Regions from separate parts of the Homo sapiens genome. Here region 1 is linked to region 2. A link is a contact called in ENCODE Hi-C or POLR2A ChIA-PET data. All regions are on one chromosome and are shown on one strand. The core of a region is the stretch at or near the end of the contact, and the rest is flanking DNA. Distances in the headings are between cores, read along the strand shown. Region 1 holds the start of OR6K2 (olfactory receptor family 6 subfamily K member 2). Region 2 overlaps SPTA1 (spectrin alpha, erythrocytic 1).

Evidence for each region. Hi-C counts contacts between places; a loop is a spot of excess contacts on that map. ChIA-PET counts read pairs that join two places held with the same protein, here RNA polymerase II (POLR2A).
Region 1: a map of astrocyte of the cerebellum shows a loop between it and region 2 (5-fold over the local background). The contact joins the promoter of OR6K2 here to the enhancer-like site in region 2. A Hi-C loop is called at or near these places in 3 of 168 maps with a recorded cell type or tissue (A673, astrocyte of the cerebellum and endothelial cell of hepatic sinusoid). POLR2A ChIA-PET finds 5 or more read pairs at or near these places in 1 of 52 experiments (activated T-cell).

What each region holds. Positions count from the first base shown.
Region 1 is chr1:158,697,577-158,704,542 of GRCh38, reverse strand. OR6K2 (olfactory receptor family 6 subfamily K member 2) reads left to right here and starts at 3,891. Exons shown (of 1, transcript NM_001005279.3): 1 at 3,891-4,865. The coding sequence starts at 3,891. The coding sequence ends at 4,865.
Region 2 is chr1:158,643,924-158,648,262 of GRCh38, reverse strand. SPTA1 (spectrin alpha, erythrocytic 1) reads left to right here. Exons shown (of 52, transcript NM_003126.4): 27 at 543-724; 28 at 2,669-2,768; 29 at 2,878-3,075; 30 at 3,867-4,010. Among named protein-coding and RNA genes, the nearest start is that of SPTA1, 41 kb to the left of the region's middle. Within about 2 kb of position 1,587, at least 2 of the 41 ENCODE cell types and tissues checked have a DNase peak (open chromatin) inside an H3K27ac peak, as active enhancers do.

The DNA of each region.
Region 1 (6,966 bases), core at 2,642-5,141, 54 kb before region 2:
AACTCATAGCCCGATTCAACTTGTAAAACCCTGTCCTGAGGGCCATAGTTAGATGTGGTGACTACTTTTAGAGACATTAAGACTTATGGAAAAATCAGATGAGTATGTAAAAACTCAAGAACACTTAAAAATATTTTTATAGGAGTATATATATATATATGTAATACACACATCATCTCTCTCTATGTGTGCACACACACACACACTTGTTAAAACTTGAAAAGACACATGTAGAACTTAGGAAACATGGAGGCAGAAATTCAGAAATTGGAGGGGAAAGGAGAGGAAGGAGATTCCTTTTAGGAATGTTCAGAGACCAGAAAAACGTATGTTACATGTTTGAAATAACAGTTTTGCTAAACTGGATAGATAATTTGCAAGTTTCAATAGCAACAGGAGACAAGGTCTCTCTGTTTTCTGCACAAAATAACAATAAATAAATTTTAGGACCATATTAAAGGAAGATGATGCTAACTTTTGTGTGTAAAAAAATAGGAGTTTGATGGGACTTAGTCATATAATCAATTAACAAATGCATGTATAGCTAATATAAATAGGAAGTTATTAATAAATTTCCATTTCTTAAAGTGTATAGAAAGCCAGACTATTATTAATGCCAGACAATAAAGGGAATTTATTATTTCCTGATTCGGTGATTAGGAAAGAGTTACCCTAGAGGATATGAGGTTGTTTCACTTTTAAAGAAGAGACAATTTGGATGAAGAAAATGATGAGAAAATGATACTTAAGTATAGATATGAGAGGAGAGTCACAAGAGGAAACTAGCTTCACAAAGATGACCTTCAGAGAATGGAGGCTTGGGTAGCCAAAAGTAAGACTGGATGCAGAAACTTCTGGAAACTCATTGCAATAGTGTATACATTATGACTAGGCATCCAATTAGGGTAAAAAGAGTGGAAATAAAAGATATTAGTGATATAGTAAAAAATAAACAAATTGTGCAGACCTTGATGATTAATTTGGTTTGAGAGTGTAAGGAATAATAGACATAAAATGAGTAAAGTTGTTATCTAGGTGGACAAAAATTTAAAAAGTCAGCAAGAGAAACTGGTTTAGTGCTGAGGGTAAGGGTGTTATATTTGTTTGCTAGGGTTGCCATAAGAAGTACTACACACTGAGTGGTTTAAACAACAGAAATTTAATTTCTCACAATTCTAGAGAATTGTTTTCTTACTGAATCTTCATATGGTTCTCCCTCTGAAACTGTGTCTAAATTCCCTCTTTATTATTATGATTATTATTATTATTATTATTATTATTATTATTATTATTATTTTGAGACAGAGTCTCACTCTGTTGCCCAGGCTGGAGTGCAGTGGCACAATCTCGGCTCACTGCAACCTCCAGCTCCCGGGTTCACGTCATTCTCCCGCCTTAGCCTCCCGAGTAGCTGGGACTACAGGTGCCCGCCACCACGCCTGACTAATTTTGTTTTTGTATTTTTAGTAGAGACGGGGTTTCACTGTTTTAGCCAGGATGGTCTCGATCTGCTGACCTCGTGATCCACCCGCCTCAGCCTCCCAAAGTGCTGGGATTACAGGCGTGAGACACCGCGCCCGGCTAATTTTGTTTTTGTATTTTTAGTAGAGACGGGGTTTCACTGTTTTAGCCAGGATGGTCTCGATCTGCTGACCTCGTGATCCACCCGCCTCAGCCTCCCAAAGTGCTGGGATTACAGGCGTGAGACACCGCGCCCGGCCGGTTTCCTCTTCTTGTAAGGACACTGGCCCTATTGAATTAAGGGCCACCCTAATTTCCTCATTTGAACTTTGTTACCTCTTTAAATACTGTATGTCCAAGTACAACCACATTCCGAGGAACTGGGGGTTAGAAACTCAACCTACAAATTTTCAGGGGACACAATTTAACAGCCTATAATAGGTGAGGATGTACGTTTGGGTCAAAGTGAGGTTTCTAAGTAAGAAAGTCTGAAGAAAATGTGGAGGTCACGGCCAGGCACGGTGGCTCATGCCTGTAATCCCAGCACTTTGGGAGGCCAAGGCGGGCGGATCACGAGGTTAGGAGATCGAGACCATCCTGGCTAACACGGTGAAACCCCGTCTCTACTAAAAATACAAAACATTAGCCAGGCGTGGTGGTGGGTGCCTGTAGTCTCAGCTACTCGGGAGGCTGAAGCAGGAGAATGGCGTGAACCTGGGAGGCGGAGCTTGCAGTGAGCCGAGATCGCGCCACTGCACTCCAGCCTGAGTGATGAGTGGGACTCCGACTCAAAAAAAAAAAAAAAAAAAAAAAAAAAAGGAAAATGTGGAGGTCGTGAGAGATATCAAAAACAAGGAATTCTGGAGTCATAATAACCACCGAGAATAGAAGGCCAATACGAGCTGATAAATAATCTTGAATAAATAAGATCTTGAAACAATAGATTCTTCTGTGTGAAAGGAAATATAGAGAAAAGAGAAAATGATCACAGAATTTGCGGTTATGTTTACACTTGGGATATAAAAAATTGAATAATCAGTGAGGAAAACCAGGATAGTGTGGTGTCAAATAGGCAAAAAAAGGAATTTCAAACATTGGGCAATTGACCTTTGGAAGTTAGTGGCAATGAAGACAGAGGGAGGCCATTAAATTTCAATGAGAAAGTCGCTAGTATACCTTAAGAAAAGAGATATGGGAAGTTGAGGGTGGATACATTATTCAGAGATTCAAAGAAGAATGAATAGAATAAATACCTTTTACACATTGGAAAAATAATGCAGTTGTTACAAAGGAGGGAAATAACCTGAATAGAAACAGTATTTTCTCCCAAGATAAGAAGAAATGTGCATGTTTGATTGCAGAAGAGACAAATAAAGTAAAACAAAACATTCTGAAAAGAGAATAAATTAATAGGACAATTTCCTATAATGTGTGTAGTTTAAATTGTATTCTACAGGGCACTGCAGCTCTGCCCTTCCTTCTAACTACCACCATTCAATTGTACCAGAGCAAGTGTACAACTATATTAAGCATTTATTTATTAATATAGTTAGTTTTCATAAGTTACTACATTTGACCAAAGGCTTCTGGTACAAAACCCCTTTAAGATCTCCTTACCAAGAAGACGTAGAAGAGAAGGAAAGGAAGGAGATAGAATAGACTATCTTATAAAACAAGGTAAAATAACTTATGATTATTTATATGGCTTTTCTTCTCCAAATATTCTCTGAATTATGGTTAAGAATATACATATGAAGAGAGGAAGAGTTATTAGAGAAAGAGGGTTGAAAGAATTCACCAGTAATGGTTTTGTCTTTATTATAAAAATATGCCAATCAAATCATATGCCAAGAATCCAATAAACTGGGAGCTTGAAGAAAAAATATATGGAACAATGTGGGGAGATTATTAGGGAATCAATAAGATTTAAATATCGAAAAGAACGTCCTCTTAATTATTGATTATTCCTTCAATGCTCTGTCTAATTCTATATTCGCCTAAACAAAGTTGTTTTAAAATATAGTCCCCTGACCAGCAGGACCACCATTGCCTGAAAATTTGTTAGAAATGAAAATTCTTGGGTCCTACCTCAGAACTACAGATTAGGACCGAACTCTCAGTATGAGGACCAGCAATATGAGTTTTAACAAGCCCTCCAGGTGATTCTGATGCATGTTAATATATCTGAGAATCTCACATCCAAAATATTGACTGTGCTTTCTGACTGGATTTTTTCCACACTACAACTTAAGTCGTAAGCAACTATAGAATATGGACCATGTCCTTCTTCCTTGTCTTCCTCTCTATCCCCATTACAGGGCTCTATTCAGACGCTGGCTTCTTGTAAGTGTATTCCTTTATCCAATAGTAGATGCCTCCTAGAAGGCTTGAGTGCACTGGAAATTGAAACTCTCACTTTCAACTTGGAGATGGAGAGCCCCAATCGAACCACCATTCAGGAGTTTATCTTCTCCGCTTTCCCTTATTCCTGGGTTAAGTCTGTTGTCTGCTTTGTTCCACTGCTCTTCATCTATGCTTTCATTGTTGTTGGAAACCTGGTCATCATCACAGTGGTCCAGTTGAATACTCACCTCCACACTCCCATGTATACTTTTATCAGTGCTCTTTCTTTCCTGGAGATTTGGTATACCACAGCCACAATCCCAAAGATGCTGTCTAGCCTGCTTAGTGAGAGGAGCATTTCCTTCAATGGTTGTCTCCTGCAGATGTATTTCTTCCATTCCACCGGCATCTGTGAGGTGTGTCTCTTGACAGTTATGGCCTTTGACCACTACCTGGCCATATGCAGCCCTCTTCATTATCCCTCTATCATGACCCCCAAGCTATGTACCCAACTGACTTTAAGTTGCTGTGTTTGTGGCTTTATCACACCCCTTCCTGAGATTGCCTGGATCTCTACACTGCCATTTTGTGGTTCGAATCACCTTGAACATATCTTCTGTGACTTCCTCCCAGTGCTGCGTCTGGCCTGCACAGACACACGAGCCATCGTCATGATTCAGGTAGTGGATGTCATTCATGCAGTGGAGATTATTACAGCTGTGATGCTCATCTTCATGTCCTACGATGGTATTGTGGCTGTAATTCTACGTATTCATTCAGCTGGAGGCCGCCGCACAGCATTTTCCACGTGTGTCTCTCACTTCATTGTCTTTTCGCTCTTCTTTGGCAGTGTGACTCTCATGTACCTACGCTTCTCTGCCACCTACTCTTTGTTCTGGGATATAGCCATTGCTCTGGCCTTTGCAGTTTTGTCTCCCTTCTTCAACCCCATTATCTATAGCCTGAGGAATAAAGAAATAAAAGAAGCTATAAAAAAGCACATAGGTCAAGCTAAGATATTTTTTTCCGTAAGACCAGGGACCTCAAGTAAGATATTTTAGTTGAGATTCTGTATAGTTGCTGGTTCCTCTTCACCTTCAGCTCTCAGCAATCTGTCTTTTCCTATCAACCTTCTATTCAAACTGGTCTCCCAAAGCTCACCAAACCAAACCAAACCAAACCAAACAAAAGGAAACAAATTCAGCAATAGCTAACGTCAATAACTTCTATTTAATCATTACTCAATTAGACATATTTTTCAATCTGACTTTATTAATTACAGTTTCTGCCACTCAAGTTATTCAAAGTAAATTCATTTTGTTGAAATGTTCTGCATAAACATTTACTTTAATTTTAAAGCAATTAAAATATTTGTCTGTAAGACCTGGTAATTTAAAAAGTATCCTTCATAAGACTAAGTTTTATCCATGGTGCCTCTAGCTTCTATAGTTGAAGAATGACTCAAATTTTTAAATTGAGTATCCAAGTATTGATCAATAAGCAATTTAATTGTTACTCATTAAATAATCAGTTTTTTCATGATACATAAAAAACCTAGATGTTGCATTCACTGTGATCAAATGCATTGTACATATTAAGTAATAAACATAAAAATGATCTGTTGAATGAATAAACCAACATACCGCCATGCTGCATTCTGATTGTTTTAGACAATCGACCAATTGTGTTAGGCAACAACTCTTTCAAGCTCTCTTCTTTGGCTTTTAGGATTCCAAACTCTTTTTTATCCTACCTCATTGACGCTTCTTTCTCTTGCTGAGTCTTCATGTCATACATGCTTTATAAAAAGCGATTTTTCTCCAGGGCTCATGATTCAGCTGGGATAGGATAAAGCTTATTACTGTGCAAATGTTAATAAATTTTTACCCTTCTCTAGCCTGCCAACACAAATCCTATAGCTGTCAGTGTGATTTCCCCACTTTTGTGCCACAATCCTTTCATTACTTTTACTCCTAAATCTTATGATATTTTAAAATAAAATGGAAAGACAAGTTAAGGAGAGATCTTATAAAAAGGGTTAATGCTATCAAATAAAAGTCTGGGATACAGAAGAGAAGAAAAATCAGAGAAAACCTGTTGATTGTGGGTGCAGGGGGTCTGGGTAAGAGAAAGGCTTTAAGGGATACTTGGTTGAAGAACAAGAGGACAGAGGGAAAAAGAAATGCAAGAAGTATCACTGAGTTTAAGTCATGTATTTTTAATATTCTTCAAGTGACACGAAAAATGTCATTATTTTTCCAATTTATTGACTAATTGATGCTGTTGTAAGTGCAATATTTTTACAGAGCTGATCTACATAAAGCTCCATTATGTGAAAGGGTCACACCATTTTTTCTCTGTCCTCTCTACTTTTAAATTTTTCAATACATAATCATTTCCTAAATATTATCAATATCCCTAAAAAATAATATAGCTAACACTACCTGTCTTACATCCATACTTTCTCAACTTCAAGCTTCTTTCCCTACTGCAAACTGAGCTGTTCTTACAACTTAAATCTGATTGCTTTATTAGCCTGCCTTAAAAACTTCTGTGATTAAACATACCTTCATTTCAAATTATGAACATAAAGTAATTTTCCTAGTTCTCTGTGTGTGTGTGTGCATGCATGTAATAAAAAAAAATTCCAAGCTGTGGGAAAAACAAGGGAAAATAAAACAGAGAAAAAAAGTTCATCGTGTGTTGATGTTCCTGTTACCTTGTAAATGTGCTCTTAGTGAATACACAGGATTAAGGAAATATATGCCTTCTGGCCTGGAGAGGACAGAAACTGCTAACTTATTCCCTGTTAATTTTAAATATATTTATTTTACCTAACATTGCACTGCATTTATTAATCAAATTTTTACTAGTAATAATAAAATACCATATGTGATGTTTAATTGAGTGTCAACTTGATTGGATTGAAAGATGCAAAGTATTGTTCCTGGGTGTGTCTGTGAGGGTGTTGCCAAAGGAGATTAGCATTTGAGTCAGTGGACCGGGAAAGGCAGATCCACCCTCAATCTGGGTGGGCACAATCTAATCAGCTGCCAGTGCAGTCAGAATAAAAGCTAGCAGAAGAACGTGGAAAGACTAAACTGGTTTAGTTTTCGGGACTACACCTTTCTCCCACGCTCTATGGTTCTTGAACACCAGACT
Region 2 (4,339 bases), core at 338-2,837:
CCTCTTTGGTGGGTTACAAGTGACCAGATCTTGTGGCAGCTAGGTGGAGGCCAGTAGCCCAGAAGAAATAGCAAATGTCCATACCCAGGATGATCAGGCCAATATCTGAGTATGGTGCATGTTTTTCTTAGCAAGGAATTGAATGAGTTGTTTAACTCTGTTTCAACCCAAAAGTGTACTCTGGAGCTTGTCAGATATACTCAGAGGCTTGGCATTATCATGCAGAGCAAAAAGAAGCTCCTCACATGAAGAATCAAGACCCTTGGGTTTCCTAATTGAGGTTGCCACTAACCAGCAGAGTCACTTAACCACTCTTCCCCACAACTCTCTTATTTTTAAAAAGAAGTATGGTAATGCCAATTGTAACTACCTTAGGGAGTTATGTGGACTAAAAGGTTGATATTATTTTGTAAAGTATGATGACATACTTGTACATCACTGATATCTATTTGAGGAGCTGAATACTGGGACTCAGGATTCTCCTTTTGCTAAGATTCAGGTGTGTCTCTAGGCTGATTATCAGAGCTATTGTACCTCCCCAGGTGACCATACTGGGGGAGACAGCAGAGCGGCTCAGTGAGTCCCATCCAGATGCCACTGAGGACCTGCAGAGACAGAAAATGGAGCTGAATGAGGCCTGGGAAGACCTGCAGGGGCGTACAAAGGATCGTAAGGAGAGCCTAAATGAGGCCCAGAAATTCTACCTGTTCCTCAGCAAGGCCAGGTAGAGTGGGGTGGGTAACTTCCGTGTCTGGCCTCTAAGTAGACTGTCTGGGAGCAGTCTGGGTACAGATGCTGTTCACTGCTGGTTTTGGAGGGCATCACTACGTTTAAGTCTCACCTCTTGCAAGGCATAAAAAATTTCAGGTTTGAAACTAGAAGCAATAAAATACAAAGTTTGAAAGAATATGAAGCCATGTAGGCCAATTAAGTAAGCTTCTATAATGTAGAAGCTTTTTTGTTCTACTGAAGAGACAGTAGTATTCAGTCTTCTACTGTATTCAGTATTCTGTTGAATACAAATAACTATGGTAGAACATAATGAGGCCGAAAACACACATTGTAACAAACAGCAGTGGGAATTCAGAGTTGGGTAGAATAGATGATGCACTGTAGATAAAGTAACATTTTATTACACCTTATCAGTCAAACTTTTAACAGAAGAGAAAACAATTCATGTAGACTGAACTGTGCAAAAAAAGACATAATCATGAGAAAAGAATAAGCATAAGAACATGTTTGGGGAGGGGGTGGTAAGGAGAAGTAGTAAGAGATAAACTTAAAAATAATATTGGGACCAAATTCCAGAGAACTGTGAATATCTTACTAAAGTCTAGACATTATCACAATCCAAAATTCACCTCTCAAACATATACTTTGTGGAACAGTTCCCACGTTTGGCTCTATCGCATCAGTCAGCTGAGAGGAGCATTAGAGTAGAGGGTCCAGGAAGTTGTAGCTCTCAATGCAATGCTTTTCAAGAAAAAAGGAGGCAAATTTTGGCAAATGACTGTAGTTCCTCTTGGAAATCCCCTCCCCAGTTCAGCACTGGAAAGCTATAGTTTTTGACACAGTTTAAATAAATAGCACCCACACCCATTCCAATGGTGCTTCCTTCCCTTTATGAAGCTGTACTCCTCAGTATTTCAGAGTAGTGTTCCCACCCCTGAGCAACATTAACATCTTATTTTACTCCATATGATACTTTTGCTTTCAGTTTTGTTTTTTAATTGCTATTAGTGCCTATGCTCTGTTTTTTGTTTGTTTTTTGTTTTGTTTTGTTTTGTTTTTATCCATTCTTAACCTAAAGTATGAGTTCCTAGAAGGCACAGATATGCCTTTTTCACAATGTTTGGTACTTAGTAAGCACCCAATAAAACTTAGTTGCTTGAATAAATAAATTTACAAAAGAAGAGACCTCTCTTTCCTAGAGCTAAGGGTTCCTGTTGAGCAAACAAGAGTAATGACATTCTTTATGAGATGCTTAATTTATACACCATATATGCTTTAAAGTTAATGCATAGTTAAAATTTGCCTTTTAAGAAGATAGACCTTAGTTTTGCTCGTCTAACTTCCTGACTACTAAAAGGGTAGGGAAATAGACCTTGATTTAATCAACAGTGTGGAGGCCTGTGTGTGTATGTGTATGTTGGCCAAAATATGTGCTAGATTCACTTGAGAATAAAAGTAAGAGGAAAGACATGATTTCTTTGAGACTCTGTAATAAGATGTATCTTCAAACCCTAGAAACCACTTAAAAGGAACAGTAACCAACAGAAGTAATGAAATATATAACAGTCCAGGATTCCAGAGGTCTAGGTTTTATTGAAGATGTCTGCTTTTAGTTATACCACATAGGCAGATTAATTACCTTTTCTAAGGTGACTTCTTTATCTCCATAATGAAAACAAAAAATTCCCGGAATCTCTGCAGGATTACTGCAAGAATTGAAAAAGATAATAAAAGTGAAGAGGCTTTCAAATACAAGGGATTGTTATCATTAGGTGATATAATAAAAACAGCAAACGTAAGATCTGTAAAGCATATAAAGCCAGATAAAAAATGTTATTCTGGAAATGTTTTCTAGAGAATGGAAAACTGTAGGACAAACAGCACTGTAGCAAGTTGCAAGGTTTTCTTGTCAATTCCAATGTGTCTGTTTATCTAGGGATCTGCAGAACTGGATCAGTAGCATTGGTGGCATGGTATCATCACAGGAGCTGGCCGAAGACTTAACTGGCATAGAGATCTTGCTGGAGAGACATCAGGTAAAACTACAAAAGTCACAGCCACTGATCACTTGACCTGAAACCTCTACTAATTTTAAAATTTCCAATGGAGTTGGCCTCACTGATTTCTTCCCCCTTTTTCCCACAGGAGCACCGTGCTGACATGGAGGCAGAGGCTCCCACCTTCCAGGCCTTAGAGGACTTCAGTGCAGAACTTATCGACAGTGGGCACCATGCTAGCCCTGAAATTGAAAAAAAGCTTCAAGCTGTCAAGCTAGAGAGAGATGATTTGGAGAAGGCTTGGGAAAAACGCAAGAAGATCCTAGACCAGTGCCTGGAGTTGCAGGTACAGCAAATTTCCCAATTGTTAAGCAGGTTCAGTAGTCTGTTTCTCCTATGCAATTTCATATGGTCATTACAGGCTCCGTTCACTAGACTTTCCACGTTATAAACACAAAGGGAGCTCATCTCTTAATTACCTAGCATTGTACTATGCTTTCTATACCGATCATTGTCATATTCTCTGCTCTTTCTTGTTAGAAGAGCCAAACAAGATGGTGATCAGTCCTGAGCATGAGGTGGGTTGACTATCATTTGTTGATTGACTGAGGAATTGATTGGCTGATTTTTGTTGAGACTCTACTCTGTGGAGGCTCGGAGTGCCACAAAGATTAGTAAGATAGTTTCCCATTTCTTAAATAGTGAAATTAGACATATAGATAAATTTTACTAGTACAGTGAGATGATTATTAATAAACCAAAATGTACGAGTGCTTTGAGGCTAAAAAACAAGAAGTGATTAAAGCTTTTGGGGGAAGTAAGTGGTTGTGTCACAGGCTACCCTGAAGGATAACGTTTCACAAAGTCTTAAGGAAATGACCAGCCAGTATTAACAAGGTTTAAGAAATAGGAAATAGCACCCCAGGAATTGGAGGTAGCATATACAGAAACATAAAGTGTATGTTTGGAAAAGAGGAAAAGTTCCAGTACAGCTAAGATTTGTCACATGAGTGTTTCTTGGAAGATGGTAAGTACTCCTTGCAAAACCCTTTGTGTCATGATCCTGAAAGAGGTGTAACATCATTTCCTCCACACCACATGGACTATACCATACCCCTCTCATTTGATTCCTCATAGATGTTCCAGGGGAACTGTGATCAAGTTGAGAGCTGGATGGTGGCACGTGAGAATTCCCTGAGGTCAGATGACAAAAGTTCCTTAGACAGTCTGGAGGCTTTGATGAAGAAACGGGACGATTTGGACAAAGCAATCACTGCCCAGGTAATAATGACTAGTAAAGGAATTAAAATAATAATCCGTAGTAATAATAACAGAAATCCTACACATTTGTCTGGTTTTATAATTTATAAACATTTTGATTTACTTTTTTTTTTTTTGAGATGGAGTCTCATTCTGTCACCCAGGCTGGAGTGCAGTGGTGTGATCTCGGCTGACTGCAACCTCTGCCTCCCGGGTTCAAGTGATTCTCCTACCTCAGCCTCCTGAGTAGCTGGGATTACAGACACCCACCACCATGCCCAGCTAATTTTTGTACTTTTAGCAGAAACAGGATTTCACCATGTTAGCCAGGCTGGTCTCGAACTCCTGAC